Regions from separate parts of the Homo sapiens genome. Here region 2 is linked to region 1. The links are chromatin loops, found by intact Hi-C in ENCODE. Cell type or tissue: ascending aorta. All regions are shown on one strand. Links, peaks and the distances in the headings refer to the core of each region. The heading gives the core; the rest is flanking DNA. Region 1 overlaps SPECC1 (sperm antigen with calponin homology and coiled-coil domains 1). Region 2 overlaps SPECC1 (sperm antigen with calponin homology and coiled-coil domains 1).

Region 1 (9,974 bases), core at 1,226-9,225:
GAACAGAATGGTGCTTGCCGGGAGCTGAGGGAAGGGGAATGGGAAGCGAGTGTTTAATGGGGACAGAGTTTCACTTTGAGAAGATGAAACAGTTCTGGAAATGGAAGGTGGTGATGGTTGTACAACAATGTGAATGAACTTAATGCCGCTGAACTGTACACTTAAAAATGATTATGTGTATTTTTCCACAATTCAAAAACCAGGAAAGTTGAGAGCCAGCTGGCTCTCCCCTTCAGAATATATCCAGACGCAGCTGCTGTTCCCCGGTGCCATGGCTGCCAGCCCAGCCCAGGTCACTTCTTTCCTAGACCACAGCCCTAGCCTCCAAGCTGGTCTGCTTACCCCATCTGTCCACTCTCAACAAGCAGCCCAAAGCAGTCCTTTTAAAATGAGGTTGGGTCATATCACTGCTCTGTGCAAAACCTTGCAAAAGTTCCCCAGTGGAGTCAAGAGTAAAAAATCCAAAGTCCTGACAGTGACTCGCAAGCTCCCCCATCTTTCTATCCTCCTCCCCAACTGCTTGTTCACTCTGCTGCGGCCCCACTGGTCTTCCTGCCACTCCCTTGACGTGGGGGACACGGGCCAGCCGTCATCTCTGCCTGGAATGTCCACCACTCCAGCTGTTCACCTGGCTTTCTCATCTCTCCCACGTCTTGCTCATGTACCTTTATGAAGGCAGGGATGTTTGTCCTGCTCACTCATATAGTCCTTTTGCCTAGAACAGTGCCAGGCACATGGTAGCCACTCAAAGATATTTGTTGAATTAATCAATAAATACAAGCATTGTTTCTAAAGTCAGAAACATTTGTCAGAACCAGAACTTGTAGCAGAGGAGAAGGTGGGTGCTTTTGACAAGGCTGCCACCTAGTGGCTGGATTCCTTGACAGCCTTCTGGGGGTTCCACAACCTTTCACTTGACCCTGGGGCAGGCAGGGAGGACCCTGCACACAAGGAACCTCCTCATTCTCTAAAAGCCACACCACTGTGTAACATGAGATACACACAAAGGACACCTCAGGGAGAAAAAGAATAATAAGAACTGGAATCCAGGCCAGGCGCAGTGGCTCATGTCTGTAATCCCAGCACTTTGGGAGGCCAAGGCAGGAGGAGCCCAGGAGTTCAAGACCAGCCTGGGCAACATGGCGAGACCCCGGTGGTGTGCACCTGTAGTCCCAGCTACTCGAGAGCTGGGGCAGGAGGATTGCTTGAGCCCAGAAGTTGGAGGCTGCAATGAGCTATGATTGCACCACTGCACTCCAGCCTGGACAACAGAGCAAAACTCCGTCTATAGAAAAAACAACAACAACAAAAAAAAGAATTCAGAATTCTTTTTTGGAATTCAGATAAGTGAATAATATTAATGAAATAAAACCAATTAGAAAAAGTGGATGTTCCATATGGAAACCTGTGGTGGGCACGGGAGAGAAAAAGTAAAACTGGTTTGACCTTTCCAAAGCCAAGGTTCCTGGTCTAGATAAAATAACCATGCTCTTCCTATGGCTATTGTGAGCATGAATAGAGACAGCAGCTCAGAGAAGCCGGCACAGTGCAGGCAGGTGGCAGGGCTCAAAAATAGAAGCCCCTTTTGTGATTTTTGCTGTGTTCTTGCTATTGTTGGAGCAAACTTTGGCATAGCCCCAGAGAACAGCATAAGGCCTGGAAACCAGAAACTGGAAATAGTCTTGAAAAGAATGAGGAAGCTCATGCCTCCCCATTCAAGCAGTTCCAATACCACCCATGACAGATGGCAAGTTGGCGCCCTAGGCAAGGCTGAGACAATAATATAATTATTACGACCAAAAGATTACATGATTTCTCCTGGAGTAGATTTCAGGGATTCTCCCTGAGGACAGATCAGCTCCCAGGAAAGGGTGCAATAAAATATAGGCTGACTATAGATTTAATTCTTGTAAGTTCAAAATCACAACACTGTATTAAAATTTCATGACAAAAATCTTTCTCAAAATTAATACAATTGAAATAAAATATAGATAATACCATGCTATGCATCGTAGAAAACTTGTCCCCAAGTCAAAAGTACAAAAACTAAGTCTTGCATGGCATAAAAAGAATTCTGCCCCCTACAAGTCTAATATATAGTTGATTTCCTGTGAAAAGAAATTTCCTCTGAAAGGAAATCAACTATATATTGCCAGAAGTCCCCCAATTTCCTTTAATTTTATTCTTTTCCTTCACAGCTGAGCCTATAGAAAATTGGTTTAAGTCCAGTGAACATCTAATTTCTAACACACTAAATAATTTCCATCTTTGTATCAACTGTATTTTTTTTTTGAGACTGAGTCTCACTGTGTTGCCCAGGCTCGAGTGCAGTGGCACAATCTCGGCTCACTGCAGCCTCCACCTCCCAGGTTCAAGAGATTCTTCTGCCTCAGCCTCCCAAGTAGCTGGGATTACAGGCACCCGCCACAACACTTGGCTAATTTTTTTCTATTTTTAGTAAAGAAGGGGTTTCGCCATGTTGGCCAGGCTGGTCTCCAAATATCTCAGGTGATCCGCCTGCCTCGGCCTCCCAGAGTGCTGGGATTACAGGCATAAGCCACCCCACCCGGCAGTACTGAGATTTTAAAACCCAAGCTTATTACTACAGGGTGAGTATCCCTTATCCAAAATGCTCAGGACCATAAGTGTTCTGGATTTCTGATTTTTTATTTTGGAATATTTGCATTATACTTACCAGTTCAGCATCTCTAATCCAAAAATCCAAAATCCAAAATGCCCCAGTGAGCATTTCCTTTGAGCATCATGTCAGTGCTCAAAACATTTCAGATTTTGAAGCATTTGGGATTTTGAATTTTTGGATTTGGGATGTTCAGCCTGTACAACTAGTTGCTGTAATCCCAACCAGCACTTTCATTTTCCTCGTTTTCACGCATGTAAAATAGACAAAATGCAATCAAATATTGAAATGATTACCGAAACAATACTATACAACTGTAGAGGTGATAACACCTGCAACAGACAGGCACTGCATACCACTGCTCCTAATGGTCTGTCCTAATAGACTGGTATTCACCTATTCCAAATGAGGCAGTCTGGGGACAGCATGACAATGTACAAAAGTATCAGCTGTCCAAAGGTGCTACAAAAATGTTGAGGACTACTGACATTTAAAAATAAAAGCTCTTGGCTGGGTGTGGTGGCTCACGCCTGTAATCCCAGCACTTTGGGAGGCTGAGGCAGGTGGATCACCTGAGGTTGGGAGTTCAAGACCAGCCTGACCAACATGGAGAAACCCGATCTCAACTAAAAGTACAACATTAGCTGGGCGTGGTGGCGCAAGCCTGTAATCCCAGCTACTCAGGAGGCTGAGGCAGGAGAATCACTTGAACTCAGGAGGCGGAGGTTGTGGAGCGCCATGGCACTCCAGCCTGGGCAACAAGAGCGAAACTCCGTCTCAAAAAATAAAATAAATTTAAAAAAATAAAAGCTTCAGAAACAAAATGTAATTTTCAAATTCAACCCTATTAACTCAAATAATTTAATTTCACTTAAATGAAGTAACTGACAAACAATTTGTATAACTAGGAGAATAATAACTGTCACTTACTTTTCATTACAGTCTATATAAATTATTCACAGACCTTTTTCCCAACATCACTGTATAGTAGATATGTAGTTATTTCCTTCCTTTGACAAATAAAGGATGCCAATGCCCCTTGGGGCATGGGAACTTGTCTACTTTAGGAGCCAATATGAAACCAAGGTCTTTTCCTAGAATCCTGTGCAAAGGAGCAGATGCTATAAGCAAACAATAAAAAAAAATCCACCAACAAATGGCTAAAGAACACTACAAAAGGCAAGTAGAAGAGGAAGGATTTTGTGAAGGCAAAAAAAAGTTTAGTTTATATTTATATTGTCTAAATTTATGTTGTATTTACCTTGTTTTTAATTTTGTATAGCAATGTATGCATATGTTTAAAATGTTCAAACAGCACAGGAAAATCTAAAATGAAAAAATTTTCCTCTGCCACTATCAATTCTGCTAACTCTCCTCAAAGATAATCATTCTGACATCCTTCCAGGAAAAAAAAGTTGATTTTAATAATTAATATATACTTCTAAAACCAAAACCAAATTAAGGTTATACCATATGCACCATATTATTTTCCCCACTTAGTAATGTATATTGGAAATCTTTCCCTATCAGTACACACAAATCTACTGTATTCATTTTCATGCCTGTATACTATTCTACTGCACCAAAATCACATTGTTCAACCAGCCCTGTATGAATACATACTTAGGTTGTTTCCCATATTATACTATTATAAATAATCATGCAACTGAACTTGCTCATACATGTTGGCATCCTTTTCCAAGAATATCAGTAACCGTTAAGTGCTAAATAATAGAAATGCTTGGTGAAAGATTAAATTAAGATTTAGATAGATATTACCAACTTGTCCTTGTGCATCAACCATATGTGGCTCTTTACACCCTTAATGACACCAGAAATGATAAACTGTTTTAATTTTTGCTAATGTATTAGCGGAAATTATATATCTAATTGTTGTTTTGCTTTATTTATTTATTTATTTATTATTTATTTATTGTGAGACAGGGTCTCACTGTTGCCCAGGCCGGAGTGCAGTGGCATGATTTCAGTTCACTGCAACCTTCACTTCCCAGGTTCAAGTGATCCTCCCACCTCTGTCTCCCAACTAGCTGGGACTACAGGTGCACGCTTCCATGCTTGGCTAATTTTTGTATTTTTTGTACAGACAGGGTTTCACCATTTTGCCCAGATTGGTCTCGAACTCCTGGGCTCAAGCAATCAGCCCGCCTCAGCTTCCCAAGGTGCTAGGATTACAGGCGTTGAGCCACCGCACCCAGCCTTGCTTTACATTTCTTAAGTAAGGCTTAGTATCTTTCCACTAGCCATCTGTATTTTTCATGGGCGCTATATATATTTCTATTATATTATTTTTCCTTTTCTTTTTTTTTTTTTTTTTTGAGACAATCATCCCACCTCAGCCTCCCAAGCAGCTGGGACTACAGGCACGCACCCAGCTAATTTTTATTTATTTATTTTTGTAGAGATGAGGTCTCACTATGTTGCCCAGGCTGGTCTTCAACTCCTGGGCTCAAGCAATCCTCCCACTTTGGCCTCCCAAATTGCTGGGATTATAGGCATGAGCCACCACATCTGGCCTATTTTTCTTTTTCTTATTGATTTGTATAAACTCTTTGTAAATAAGCATTTTGTTACATGTATTGCAAATAATTTCTTCTTTTTGCAAAGAAGTTTCTTATATTTATGTAAGTACATTTTTCATCTTTTCCTTTATGGCTTCTGTGTCTGTTCCTACTTAGAAAGGTTCTTCCAAGGCCAAGACTACAAATTAATTCTCTGATGCTTTCTCTTTGTAGTCTTGCAGTTTCATTTTTTAATATTTAAATCTTTAATCCTCCTAGAATTTATTTTGATGGGAGGAATGAGATAGGGATCCAGCTTTATTCCTTCCTAAATACTTACTCGGTCACATTTTTGAGTGAATTATCCACCGTGATATGAAATGCCACCTTTCCCCTGTACTAAATCTTCCAGTGTATTCTGCACTTTGTCCACCGTTCCACTGAGCTGCCTAGCACCTCTTCAGTTCCAGAATGCCTAAGGTTAATCCCCTGATTAGTATTGTCAGAATTTTCCTGGTTACTCTAGAATATTTATTCTGCTAGGTCAGGATTTCTCAGCAGCAGTACTGTTGACATTTTTGGGCAGGACACTCTCCACTGCAGGGACGGTCCTGCGCATCCTAGGATGTTTAGTATCTCTGGCTTCTACCCACTAGATGGCAGTAGCAGCCCCGAGTCATGACAGCCAAAAAAAAAAAAAAAAAAAAAAAAAAAAAAGTCTCCAGACACTGCCAATTGTTCCCTGGGTTGGAACTGGGGGACAAAATCGTCCCCCATTGAGAACAACGGGTTTTAGATAAATTCCAGTTATTTTATTCAGGTTTCCACTCCCAAATTCCCACTGAATCAAGATGAAAAGGAATTCTTAGAATAATTCAGACATCCTTATTACATTTTATATCTTGTACTAAGTTTAATCTTAATTCTATTTAATCTTCCTAAGAATCACATATATGCTTTCACTTATTTATGTCTTCTTTGAAGGACATAAGACTTCTCCTTCAAAAGAGTTTTAAGATTTTTTTTATAGATGCTCACACTATTTCTAAATATTTTGCCCTTTCATTCCTTTATAAATAGAACTGTTTCTTACATTATTATCTTTTCTAGTCACTGGTAAGAAAGCTACTGATGGCCGGTCATGGTGGCTCATGCCTGTAATTCCAGCACTTTGGGAGGCCAAGGTGGGTGGATCACGAGGTCAGGAGATCGAGACCATCCTGGCTAACATGGTGAAACCCCATCTCTACTAAAAATACAAAAAATTAGCTGGGCGTGGTGGCGGGCACCTGTAGTCCCAAGCTACTCGGGAGGCTGAGGCAGGAGAATGGCGTGAAACTGGGAGGCGGAGCTTGCCGTGAGCCAAGATCGCGCCACTGCACTCCAGCCTGGGCGACAGACCGAGACTCCATCTCAAAAAAATAAATAAATAAAATAAATAAAAAAGAAAGTTATTGATATATTATAGTCTACAACTAGCCACATACAGAACTCTTATTGTCTCTAATAGAATTTCAGAAAATTCTAAGACAATTTTCAGGAAATTCAAAGCATACAATGTTATTATCTGATTACAATCATCATTTTGTTCCCTCATTTCCAATATTTATGTACTTCTACATCTCTCTTATCTTACTGCCTTGGTTAGTATCTACCGAAAATTTTAGATGACTGGTGATAGTAAGCAACCTTGAATTATCTTTGACTTTAATGGGAATCGCTGGCTTTTGTTTGTGACACATACACATCATTAAAGAAGTCTCTGCACATGTATAGTCTATCAAGAGTTTGTTGTTAGAAAGATTGTTAATTGTGTCACATGTATGTTCTGTATCTATAGAGATAACTACAGTTTTTCTTCTTTGGCCTGTTAATATGGTATGATAGATTATATTCCAAAATTTCTTAATATTCATCCATTCTTGGGTGGCATAAATTCACTTAGTTGTGATGTACACTACTGTTCTTTTAATTTATTGTTGAATCCTATGCACTAATATTTTGATCTCCAATTTTTTTTATTTTTATTTATTTATTTATTTATTTATTTGAGACAGTCTTGCTTTGTCACTCAGGCTGGAGTGTAGTTGCACGATCTCGGCTCACTGCAACCTCCACCTCCCGGGTTCAAGTGATTCTCCTGCCTCAGCCTCCTGAGTAGCTGGGATTACAGGCACCCGCCACCGCGCCCAGCTAATGTTTGTATTTTTAGTAGAGATGGGTTTTCACCATGTTGGCCAGGCTAGTCTTGATCTCCTGACCTCATGATCCACCCACCTTGGCCTCCCAAAGTGCTGGGATTACAGGTGTGAGCCACCGTGCCCGGCTGATCTCAAATTTTTATATTAATATTTGATCATGGGATCAGTCTTTTTTTTTCCTTTTCCACACTTTACATCATTTATTAATGCAGTATACATTAGATCTAAAATCTGCAGTTTCTAAACACACCATGTTATATCTTTCGGATCCTTCTGCAGTTTTAGGTTATTTCTACAGAGGTACCTTTAAGTGAGTGAATAACACATTCTATAATTCCTGAAAATATAGTACAAAGTGAAATGATTTAAATATAATTTAGGCAAATGTTGATTATGAAAATAGATAATCTCTCAATACAATACTTCTCTGTCTTGGTAAAAATAATAAAGCAAAGAAAATAATTCATTTCTGAAGTTGCTTTCCTTCACTTGTAAAGGTCTGATCTTCTCCCACTATGCATATGTGCCCTTTACTGTCAAAGAAAGCTTTGCATATGTAGATATAGAAGAATACACTACATAAATACTAAAGATGAGTCATTCTCCCAAAGGAGACAAAAGTGGTTTTCAATGATTCCTTGCCTCATGTTGATGAGTCTGTAGAATTCAGAACCCTGTGGACACAGCTAACATCCCTGCTCTTGGGGTAGATGTAAGGACACCAGGTCATTGGTAGGGAGATACAGGCCCTTCCTCTACTGTTGCAGAGAGAAAATGACTCAAGAAAAACAGGCTAAATTTCACTAAAAAAAAAAACAAAAAAAAAAACAGGCTGGGCGCCATGACTCACGCCTGTAATCTCAGCACTTTGGGAGGCTAAGGCAGGTGGATCACAAGGTCAGTAGATCAAGACCATCCTGGCTAACATGGTGAAACCCTGTCTCTACTAAAAATACAAAAATTAGCTGGGCGTGGTGGTGTGCACCTGTAGTCCCAGCTACTCGAGAGGCTGAGGCAGGAGAATCGCTTGAACCCAGGAGGCGGAGGTTGCAGTGAGCCAAGATTGCGCCACTGCACTCCAGCCTGGCGACAGACTGATACTCTGTCTCAAAAAAACAAAAACAAAAACAAAAAGTAAAAAATGTAAGTAAAAGAATCATAGGTGCTGACTGATTGGTGTTACATCTTGGACCAGCCAAATGCCTTTATTTTTACTTTCTTTATATATACTTTTTTGGTGGCTGTAATCAAATATATGTTTAAAATTCCTCATTCCCCACTGTAGGGTTCTAGCAGCAATTATATTACATTGCCTTTTAACAGGCAACTCTACCATATTCATTCATATTGTGTAAGCTTTGATTGCAGTAGATCTGGATTTAATATCTATTTCTAAGATGGCCCTATGTAAAACTATTTGGTATTTGAATTAAATGAATATTAATGGTGCACCTTGGTTTTTTGGTTTTGAAGTATCTTCCTATGCTTGTGCTGATTGTATGAGAAAACTAGGCTAATAGTGTGAATAGACAGAATTGCTTGGTCTGGTGTTGAGTGGAACTTGCCTAGAATGACATTCTGAGAAATGCTCATTTATAAGTGTTGTAGTGATAGGTAAGTTCTTCCTCCATCCGGAGTTCCACTGTACCTTTGGAATGACAGTGATGTACAACGATGTCTTTCTTTCCACTCTGTCTCAATCAGTAAGAACTGGATATTACTGTAATTTAGCTACTGTTTTGTTCTAAAAAGTAAACATTATAAAAATGAACCTGAAGAGTCTTAGGGAGTCTGATCTTACCATATTCATATGCTGTGACAAGTATTTAAAGAAGGAGGCATCACTAAAGCTATTTATAAACCTGAACAACCTTTTCCAAGTTTTCGTAAAGTTTTTACAATTTAAATATCCATACTGCATCTAGTATTCAATAAATATAAATTGCATATGTTGTGCTTTCCATAAATTAAAATCCTCAAATGCATCTCAAACCAAGATGGTATTTCCACATCATGCCTATTTAAAAGCAAATGTAATAGATACTATTCCTGGTCATAAAACCAGGTAAACCCCCCTACCCTGTTCAAAAGGCAGCAATATCTAGTTTCCCTATATCTATTAAATGAGTGCTTTTCTGTTAAAAATCAGAATATGGAAAAAAAAGTCAATTTTTTCCCTTATGCACCACTGAGAACAAGCATAATCCTCTAAATTTTTTTTTAACTTCCTTACAGTGTTATTTCTTCTAGACAACTGAGCGGGTGGAGAAAGAAAAGTGATAAGGAAAACATTTTCATCTTGTACATGTTCCTCCAGCCCCTAAAATTCTCATCTAACACTTTGTGACATGTGTAGTGGTGTTAGCATCTCTTCAAATCTAGCTCCCTTCATGTTGGACCCTCTCAGGTTGGCTTCTTGAAGATCACACCCAGACAGATCACAATTCTCTAAATCAGTTCCTGCCAGAGTTGCTCCTCTGAGGTTACAGTTCTTCAACTTTGCATTTTTTAAGGTAGTCACTCTCAGGTTAATTCCTGTTATCTGACTTCCTTCCATATCCACACCTTTCAGGTTAGCACCTTCTAAATTGGCTTTAAGACCGGAAGGATCCTCAA
Region 2 (9,974 bases), core at 1,058-9,057, 53 kb after region 1:
TATTTTCTTAGAGATGACATCAAAAGCAGAAGTAAGCAAAGACAAACTAGATAAAGTGGACTTCATAAAAATTAAAAACCTTTTGCTTCAAAAGATACTATCAAGAAAATGAAAGGACATGCAGCCATAAAAAAGAACAAGATCACGTCCTTTATAGGGACATGGATGGAGCTGGAGGTCATTATCCTCAGCCTCCAGCTAATGCAGGAACAGAAAACCGAATACTGCATGTTCTCACTTATTAGCGAGAGCTAAATGATGAGAACTCATAAACACAAAGGAGGAAACAACAGACACTTGAGGGTGGAGGCTTGGAGGAGGGAGCAGAAAAGGTAACTGTTGGGTACTGGGCTTACTTCCTGGGTGATGAAATAATCTGTATAACAAACCCCTGTGACATGAGTTTACCTATGTGATAAACCTTCACATGTACCCCTGAACCTAAAATAAGTTAAAAAAAAGAAAATGAAAAGATAACCCACAGAATGGGAGAAATCATTTGCAAATCCTATATATGATAAGTGTCTAGTATCTAGAATGTGTAAAGATCTCTGAAAACTCAATAATAAAAAGACAAATAACCCAACTGAAAAGTGGGTAAAGGATCTGAACAGGTATTTCTCCAAATAGACTATACAATACAAGTGGCCAACAAGCACGTGAAAAGAAGCTCCACATTAGAAAAATCAATCATTAGGCATTATGCAAACCAAAGCCACTGGGAGATGCCACTCCACATCGACTGGGATGGCTCTAGCCAAAAGAACAGACATTAACAAGTGCTGGTGAGGATGTGGTGACACTGGAACCCTCATACATTGCCTACGTAAATGTGAAAAAGTACAGCCACTGTGAAAAACAGTTTGGGGAGTCCCTCAAAAAGTTACACCCAGTTACCATTATGACCCAGTAACTCCAGTCCTTGGTATATATCCAAAAGAATTGAAAACAGAAGTTCAAACAAGAACCTGCAGACAAATGTTCACAATAGCACTAATCACAGTAGCCATAAAGTAGAAAAAACCCAGTGGCCATCAGCTGTTGAATGGATAAATATAAAGTGTACATCCACACAGTGAAATATTATCCATCAGTAAAAAGGAATAATGTACCGATACATGGATGAACCCTGAAAACCTTATGTTGAACAAAAGGAGCCACACAGGCTGGGCATGGTAGCTCATACCTATAATCCCAGCACTTTGGGAGGCTGAAGCAGGCAGGTCACTTGAGCCCAGAAGTTTGAAACCAGCCTGGGCCAACATGGCGAAATCCTGTCTCTACCAAAAATACAAACCAGGGGTGGTGGTGTACATCTGTGGTCCCAGCTACTTGGGAGGCTGAGGTGGGAGGATGGCAGAGGTTGCAGTGAGCTGAGATTGCAGCACTGCACTCCAGCCTGGGTGACAGAGCAAGAACCTGTCTCAAAAAAAAAAGAGAAGCCACACACAGAAGACCATCTATTGTATAATTCCACTTCTACGCAATGTCCAGAAGAGGGGAATTCACACAAACAGAAAGTACTTGAGTGGCTGCCACAGGATGAGGGAAGGAGCGATGGAAGGGTGGTAACTGCCCTGGGTTTTCGGGGCGGGGGGGTAATGTTCTAGAATTTGACAGTGCCAACTATTGTATAACTTTGTGAAGATACAAACAAATCACCATATTGTTCACTTTTAAAAGTATGAATTTTATGGCAGTGAATATAAGTGAATACATGTTATCTCTATAGAAATATGATATATACTATAAATGTTAAAAATATTATAAATATGTAAACATTTATATAAATGTAAATATATGTGAATTTATGGCATCTCAATAGAGAAAGTGATACTACAAAATATCCAGTGATATGGAACAATGACGACAATATATTTTGGTGGAAAATACAAATTGTAAAGTGTATGCAGTAGGAGCTCATATTTACATTTAGGCATATAAAAAGACTGAAAAAAAAATCTATATATTAAGAATGGTTAGGTTGGGCGTGGTAGTTCACGCCTGAAATCCCAGCACTTTGGGAGGCCGAGGCGCATGGATCACCTTAGGTCAGGAGTTCAAGACCAGTCTGGCTAACATGGTGAAATCCTGTCTCTACTAAATACAAAAATCAGCTGGGCGTGGTGGTGTGCACCTGTAGTCCCAGCTACTTGGGAGGCTGAGGCAGGAGGATCACTTGAACCTGGGAGGCGGAGGTTTCAGTGAGATGACATCATTGGAATCTACATCTCCAAAAAAAAGAAAAAAGAAAGAATGGTTATCTAGGTGGTGGAATGATAGGAAATTTTAATTTTCTTTATGCTTTTTACATTTTTCTACACTGTCTACTATGAACATGTAACAGTTTTGTAATTTTTTAAAATCTATTTAAGGCTGGGCATAGTGGCTCACACCTAGAATCTCAGCACTTTGGCAGGCCAAGGCGGGAAGATTACTTGCATCCAAGAGTTCAAGACCCGCCTGGGCAACATAAAAGCCCTTATCTCTACCAAAAAAAAAAAAAAAAAAAATTTGATTAGCCAGGTGTGGTGGTATGGCACCTATAGACCCAGCTACTTGGGAGGCTGAGATGGGAGAACTGCTTGAGCCCAGGAGGTTGAAGGTACAGTGAGCAGTGACTGTGCCACTGCATTCCAGCCTGGGCAAAACTCTATCTCAAGAAAAAAAAAACTACTTAAGCATAACAACAATTATGTATCCTGACAGTATCAGACTCTATTTGTAAATTCATGGCTTATATTGCAGAAAGTAAATACAATTCCACCTGAGGAAAGCTTTCTTATTCGTAGAAATAATTAAACCCTGCCCAAGACATCCTTTGCAGGAACTCTCCTCCTGGATTCTGTAAAAACAGAGTAAGATGACCAACTATAATGGCATGCTGAGGTGTTCATTTGCAGGGAGACCGGGAAGTATCAGGGTAGCCAAGCTCCAGGAGCCGGATGGATGACTCCAGACCAATGCTCTTCCACTGAAGGAATCTCCGTGCAGGCTAAGTTCCTAAGTGGGCATCCAGCCAGCTCTGCACAGAACAAGAATTCCTAAATGCTAGCCAAAAATCAAAGCTTAAAAATGCTCTGTTTGCTCTTGGAAAACAAATTTATCAACCCTAAAAATAACTAGGAGAAAGGCAAAGATGAAAATGACTCTGAGTGAGTTTCAAACAGATGTTTGGCTAATTTTTGCAAAGGCTGTTAGAATAAGAGTCCTCAGAGAGGGGTACCTAGGAGACTCTAATGATTCAGGATGAAAGGGCACACTCCCATTTGTAAAAAAGGTAAAAAGCTTCATGAGTTTCCGAGTTTCACCTAGCCAGCAACAGATCCAGTTTTTATTATCAGAAAATGGGTATGGATAGAAATTGTTTATCTGATGGTATGTTGTTATGATTGACTGATAGATAGATATAGATACAGATATAGATATACATATAGATAGATAGATATAGATAACAAATTATAACAAGGACTATGGGCATTAGAACCGGTTCCTGGCTCCTGATGCCTATAGTCCTTCTTATAATTTCAGGGCACTTTAGGCCTCAGGAAACAGAATCTCTCTCTCTCTCTGAACTTCTCCTGTCCTTTCACGTGCCCAAGACAGGACCCTTCTCTAATTATGGGTCAGGAGTCCCTCAAACTAGAGAGAGTCCTAACTATACCCTAAAGGAAGGAATGTTACACAGAGAGACCAAGAAAAGTCTTGAAGAGACAGGCATGCTAGGTTTAGATCATGTACTTTTTGTCCAATCACATTTCTACATGGTTGTGGTGCCTATGCAATGAAGCCTCCATAAAAACCCAAAAGGTCACAGTTCAGAGAGCGTCTGGACAGCTGAACACCTGGAAGTTTCTGGAGGGTAGTGCACCCAGGGAAGGCGTGGAAGCTCTATGCCCTTCCCCATCCTTTGTCCTACACTTCTCTTCATCTGTATCCTTTGCGATATCCTTTATAATAAACTGATCAATGTAAGTTAGTGTTGCCCTGAGTTTTGTGAGCTGCTCCAGCAAATTAGTTGAACCCAGAGGAGTCATGGGAACCCCAACTTGAAGCCAGTTGGTCAGAAGTTCCAGAGGCCCAGACTTGAGACTGGTGACTGGAGAAGGAGGCAGCCTTGGGGCCTGAGTTTTGCCCTGTGGGATCTGATGCTCTCTCCAGGTAGACAGCGTCAGAGTTGAACTGGAGAACACCTAGCTGGTGTCCACTACTTCTATAGAGAAACCCCCATACATTTGGTCACAGAAGTCTTTTTCCGTGTTGATGACTGTTGTTGTGGTGTGAGAGCAGAGGAAAAACCCAGTTTGAGAGGGTTCTTCCAAAACAGGTGGGTTAGATCATGATTAATATACAAATTGTTAAACAAAATCTGAAATTTGACACAAGCATGTAGTTTAGAAATACATTGCTCTTCTTTCTAGTATCTATAAAGTCTGACTATAACTGCTCATTTCTACTAAGAGGAACTTGACTTCCATGATAACCAAACCATCTCTTTAGATGACTTTTTAATTTTGTTCTGAAGCATGACATTTTACCATAAGAAAGTACACAGGGAGAAGTAATTACAGAGGGAAACATACCACACCCGGCAAGGAGTGGTTAGTGAAGTTGGCCTTCTCATGAGCTATAAGACAAGGTTCATCATGCCCTCCCTGTGAAAACATAAAGGCAAGGGCTTTCTGTAAGTACATGGCTAGAAACAAGAAGTTTGTGGGCTTACAAGTTACAATACGCTGGTACATTTTCAGTTTTAAGAACAATACTGTGGTGCCAGGTGAATTCATATGCCGAAGGTCATGTAGCATGACCTTGAGAGGTCCCGTAGGGATGGAAGACGTCTGGCGCTGGGACAGATCCTCCTGCTGTCCTCCCACCCCAGCACTAAACACCCTCTGCTTCTAGCGTCATGTACCTGCCACCCACACTGTGCTTCCCTCCCAGGCTGTGTGAGGATACAATAAGGCTATGCATACATTTGCATTTGTTTAATTAGCCAGAAAGAGAAAAGCAGTTACCCTTTTGATTCCAAAGCAGATGTTAAACTAATTTGGGGAAAGAACAAGAGTCCCAGAGAGTCTGAAGAATGACTCATCGTCAATCCCCCACAAGTTTCATCACACTTGGTGGTGTGCCCGTTCTCTGACTCTCCTGCCATCAGGGTTCTGGATGTGCAATGCCCTTCTCTGGCCCCCAGCTGCTCCTCTTTTGGCTGTCCCAGCATCACACTCCCTCCGAGCTGGGTTTGCATGCTCACAAGAAGCTGAAGCCCCGACTCCTGTCTCTTCGTGGTTTTTTCCATGCCCTGCTGGTCTCACTTGCCTCACTGACTAGTCTGAAACCCCAAGATCACCTCCTTCTGCCAACTCTGGCCCTGCTTACTCAGCCACCAGCCAGAGACTGCCAACTCATTTTTCTTTGTTCCTGATCTAGGTCTCCAAACAGAACTGAAAAACCGAACTGCCCTGAGGCCATTTGGCCCTCAGCACCTCTAAGTGATTGTTTTATTCATTTCCAACTGTCTTCTTTTCAAACCTCTCAAAGCGTTTATTCTAAATGCCTTATTCTGTTGGCTAAGTTTAACTCAGAGGGAAGGGTTACTAGCCTGACTGTGATCTTAGGTCAAGCACTACTCTCTACTTCAGCCTTATTAACAAAGCTGATAGTCTGATTCAGTCTGCCTGATTCCTGACTCATTTCTTGATGGATTCTGAACTGCCTGTGTTTGTGATGGCAGTTGGGAGTGAGGAGGTGAAGGAGAATGATGCCAACAATTGTTTTCCTGACCCTCGACAACTATCTTTGAACCTTTGTTCCCACCTTCCTCTACATGAACGGGTCTTCTCTGAGTCCACAGAAAGCAGGATGAAGAATGAATAAAGATAAAAACGGCAATTAATTAAACAGAAAACATTTTTTAAATGACCTTGAAGATTAATAAAATGAAAAGCTGATGCTTTGAAAGGACTAACAAGATAGAACCTCTGGCAAATCTAATCAAGAAAGAAAAAAGGAAGGTACCCAAATTAGGAACAAGAAAGAGAACGTAATTACATATAAGGATTTGTAAACTAGGCAAAGCAGATCATTTTCTAGGAAAACATAGAATACCAAAATTAACTCAAGAAGAAACAAACAGTCCAACAGAAAAAAGGCAAAGGATATGAAAAGGCAATTCACAAAAATCCAAATGACTGCTAAACATAAGAAAAGATGCTTAACCCATCTAATAGCAACCAATATGAGCTAAAGCAATGAGGTATTTTTAAACCCATCTTGCAGACTAACATTTTAAGAAGAGATAAGACTATTAGCAAAAATATAGAAAATAGTCTCTTTCATGGCTCTTGAGAGGCAGTTGGGATGGGAATTATAAGGAGTGACTTCATATTTACTCTATATCTATATATTTGGCTTTTTATAAGAATGCGTTTCTTGGCTGGGCACGGTGGCTTATGCCTGTAATTCCAGCACTTTAGGAGGCTGTGGTGGGCAGATCACTTGAGGTCAGGAGTTCGAGACCAGCCTGGCCAACATGACGAAACCCTGTCTCCACTAAAAATACAAAAATTAGCCGAGATGGTAGCGTGCACCTGTAATCCTTGCTACTCGGGAGGCTGAGGCAGGAGACTCACTTGAACCCAGGTGGCAGAGGTTGCAGTGAGCCGAGATCCCACCAGTGCACTCCAGCCTGGGTGACAGATTGAGACTACATCTCAAAAAAAAAAAAAATGTATTTCTTGTGTTATACGTGAAATTTTGACCTGGTATGGTGGCTCATGCCAGTGGGGAAGCACTTTGGGAAGCTGAGGCAGGAGGATCACTTGAGCTCAGGAGTTTGAAACTAGCCTGGGCATCATAGCAAGGCCCCATCTCTAAAAAAAGTTTTTAAAAATTAGCCAGGCACAGTGGCACATGCCTGTAGTCCCAACTACTTGGGAGGCTGAGGTGGGAGGATCACGTGAGCACAGGAGTTCAAGGCTGTGGTGAGCCGTGATCACACCACTGCACTTCAGCCTGGATGAAAGAGGGAGAACCTGTTTAATTTTAAAATAAAAATACCTGAAATTTTTTGGATGGAAATGTTAAGCGTTTTAATGCACAAAGGTTAATGCTACGACTGTTACGGTATGTTTAGACTGGAGAACAAAATTTTTTTTTTTTTTTTTTTGACGACAGAGTCTTGCTCTGTCACCCAGGCTGGAGTGCAGTGGCGTGATCTCGGCTTACCTCAAGCTCTGCCTCCCAGGTTCACGCCATTCTCCTGCCTCAGCCTCTCGAGTAGCTGGGACTACAGGTGCCCACCGCCATGCCTGGCTAATTTTTTGTATTTTTTTAGCAGAGACGGGGTTTCACCGTGCTAGCCAGGATGGTCTTGATCTCCTAATCCACCCGCCTCGGCCTCCCAAACTGCTGGGATTACAGACGTGAGCCACCGTGCCCGGCCACAAAATAATTTGAAATAAAGACATAGACAAAATAGTTTATGGATCTGAAACATAATAGGTAAGAAAAAGGAAAAATAGAAAAGTAAGTAGCAAAGTGTAAACTGGATATGATACAGGAGAAAATAATATATACAAAGCATTAGTTCCAAGAGGGCAAAAATGCTGTCTTGTCTTTCAGAGTGCCTAGCACACAGCAAGCCCTTAATACATATTTGTTGAATAAATGAAAGAAAAATGGGACTGAAGTCAGTAAGTTATAGAAAACATTAAAAAATTTATGTGATTGGTAAGGAGAATAACTTAAAGACCTTCCAAATGTATCTGTCAAGAAATCAATTTCCTCATAGGCCTTGCTTAGCCAAGATTCCTGAGTGATGATCAACTAGGGGATTTACTTGTTTATAGCAATCAAAGGTTCAAGGTTCCCAAAGGTTGCATCTTTAAGGATCTACCAGGTGCACTCTCAGACTGGCCTCTACCATGGTCCTTGCCACCAAATGGCTACAGCCCAATGTACATACAACCTGCAGATGGAGGACATGTAGAGGCCCATGGAAGTTCAACAAAAGCTACACTGGGAATTCCTATTTCAAAAGAAACAAATGGGCCAAGTATGGTGGCTCATACCTGTAATCCCAGCACTTTGGGAGGCCGAGGTGAGTGGGTCACTTGAGGTCAGGAGTTCCAGGCCAGTCTGGCCAACATGGTGAAACACTGTCTCTACTAAAAATACAAAAATTAGCCGGGCGTGGTGGCGGGCACCTGTAATCCCAGCTACTCAGGAGGCTGAGGCAGGAGAATTGCTTGAACCTGGGAGATGGAGGTTGCAGTGAGCCGAGATCGCGCCACTGCTCTCCAGCCTGGGTGGCAGAGTGAGACTCTGTCTCAAAAAGAAACAAAGAAATAAATGAAACAATTTTGTTCACATATATTTCACAAATTTGAAATGTTAAAGGTATTATGGTCACTGATATCCTGTTTCATTCTTTATATAATCATTAAGTTTGAAATGTATACTTGCACTACTAACACAGTAGTTAATCTTAGTCCTACAAGTTACTGCTTTTACACAATATATTTTCGTAATATGTATGCACTGGTGTTTATGTACGTGTTTATGTTTATATCTGTTAAAATTAGCAGTTTCCATCTTTTTCTATTTTGTACCATCACATCAGTTCAGAAGGATTGACAGAGCAAAATGATTTGATGAAGTATAAAAGTCACATGGTGAGTGGCATAAATACAACTCTGAACAATTAGGAGGCTCACTATTGACTGGAACTAAACTGCAAGCCAGAAAGACACATATCCTATATGTCAAGAGATGTACCACCCAGGCAGTTAAAGAAGGGAAGTACACATAGAAAGCACAATGGTGAATAATTAAAAAATTGGAATTTATCAGACACTGGATTCATTTGCTCCTAAAGTCAGAGTCCTCTATTGTTTTTTTGTTTTTGTGGGTTTCTTTTTAAATTTTTTTATTTTTTGTAGAGTCGGAGTCTCACTGTGTTACCCGGGCTGGTCTAGAACTCCTGGCCTCAAACAAACCTCCTGCCTCAGCTTCCCAAAGCATTGGGATTACAGACATGAGCCACTGAGCCCAGCCCAGACGCTTTAGCATTTATGAAGCTTCTGAAATAGTTGTAGAAACCGCATAAGCTTTCCATGTCACTTTCAAAGTTTGATGGTCTCTTTAGTAAACCAACCAAGTTATTCCTCAAGGGCAAAATAACATTTCTCAGTGCAAAACTGATGCACTTCATTACCAAAAGGAAAAGACCACAACTATAGAGGCGTCATTGAAAGCTGCACTCTTCAGAGGCCAAAAAAAAAGGTACAAACACATACTAATGGAACATTCTTTAGAAGAGCCCCAAAGTTAATGATAAACATTTTCATCAAAGAGAAAAGAGAACAAGGTGTTAGCAAATTCCTCTATCAAATAACACTAAACATCAAGGAACATCAATGGCATGCCATGTGGAAGAGGAAGTGCTAGCTCATGTACAAACCAGTAGATAATTTCAACTTGCTGCCGAATGAAACCTCTTTGCAAGGTATGAATCAGCACTTCTCATGTTTGTTTTGCTTTGTTTTGTTTTGTTTTTAGAGACAGGCCCTTGCTCTGTCACACAGGCTGGAGTGCAGTGGCACGATCAGAGCTCACTGCAACCTGAAACTCCTGGGCTCAAGGGATCCTCCTGCCTTAGCCTCCCAAGTAGCTGGGACTACAGGCCCACCATGCCCAGCTAATTTTTTAAATTTTCTATAGAGATGGGATCTCACTAGCACCTTTCATGTTTGATGTTCATATACAACGACCAAGGTACAATGTGGAAAAGGGTCTCAGGGATCTAAAGTGAAGGAGGACCAGAAAGAAAAGGGGTTGCTACATAGAGTAGAAGAAGTTGCACTTCATGCCAGTCTACAACACTGCTGTTTTCCTCAGAGCAGAGTTGATGATCTAAATCAGGGGTCCCCAACCCCCAGTTCATAGCCTGTTAGGAACCGGGCCACACA

The links. Hi-C counts contacts between places; a loop is a spot of excess contacts. Peaks named below come from ENCODE experiments on the same cell type or tissue, not always from the same donor. Only the 100,000 strongest peaks of a DNase experiment are listed, where the experiment ranks them.
Region 2: it touches region 1 in a loop (4-fold over the local background); 3 of 110 quality-filtered maps call a loop at or near these places.

Annotation. Positions count from the first base shown.
Region 1 is chr17:20,112,704-20,122,677 of GRCh38, reverse strand. The region is part of intron 3 of SPECC1 (sperm antigen with calponin homology and coiled-coil domains 1); the gene reads right to left. It also overlaps the pseudogene KCTD9P1. Among named protein-coding and RNA genes, the nearest start is that of SPECC1, 110 kb to the right of the region's middle. In ascending aorta, for the core only: a CTCF peak has its summit at 5,788 (motif pointing right); a DNase peak (open chromatin) is centred at 1,686; H3K27ac peaks cover 789 bases.
Region 2 is chr17:20,059,451-20,069,424 of GRCh38, reverse strand. All of the region lies in intron 1 of SPECC1 (sperm antigen with calponin homology and coiled-coil domains 1), which reads right to left. Among named protein-coding and RNA genes, the nearest start is that of SPECC1, 55 kb to the right of the region's middle. RefSeq lists enhancers at 4,839-4,908, 5,369-5,418, 9,290-9,369 and a silencer at 5,135-5,429. In ascending aorta, for the core only: no CTCF peak of the experiment used is centred there; DNase peaks (open chromatin) are centred at 2,974 and 5,194; H3K4me3 peaks cover 1,808 bases; H3K27ac peaks cover 5,230 bases.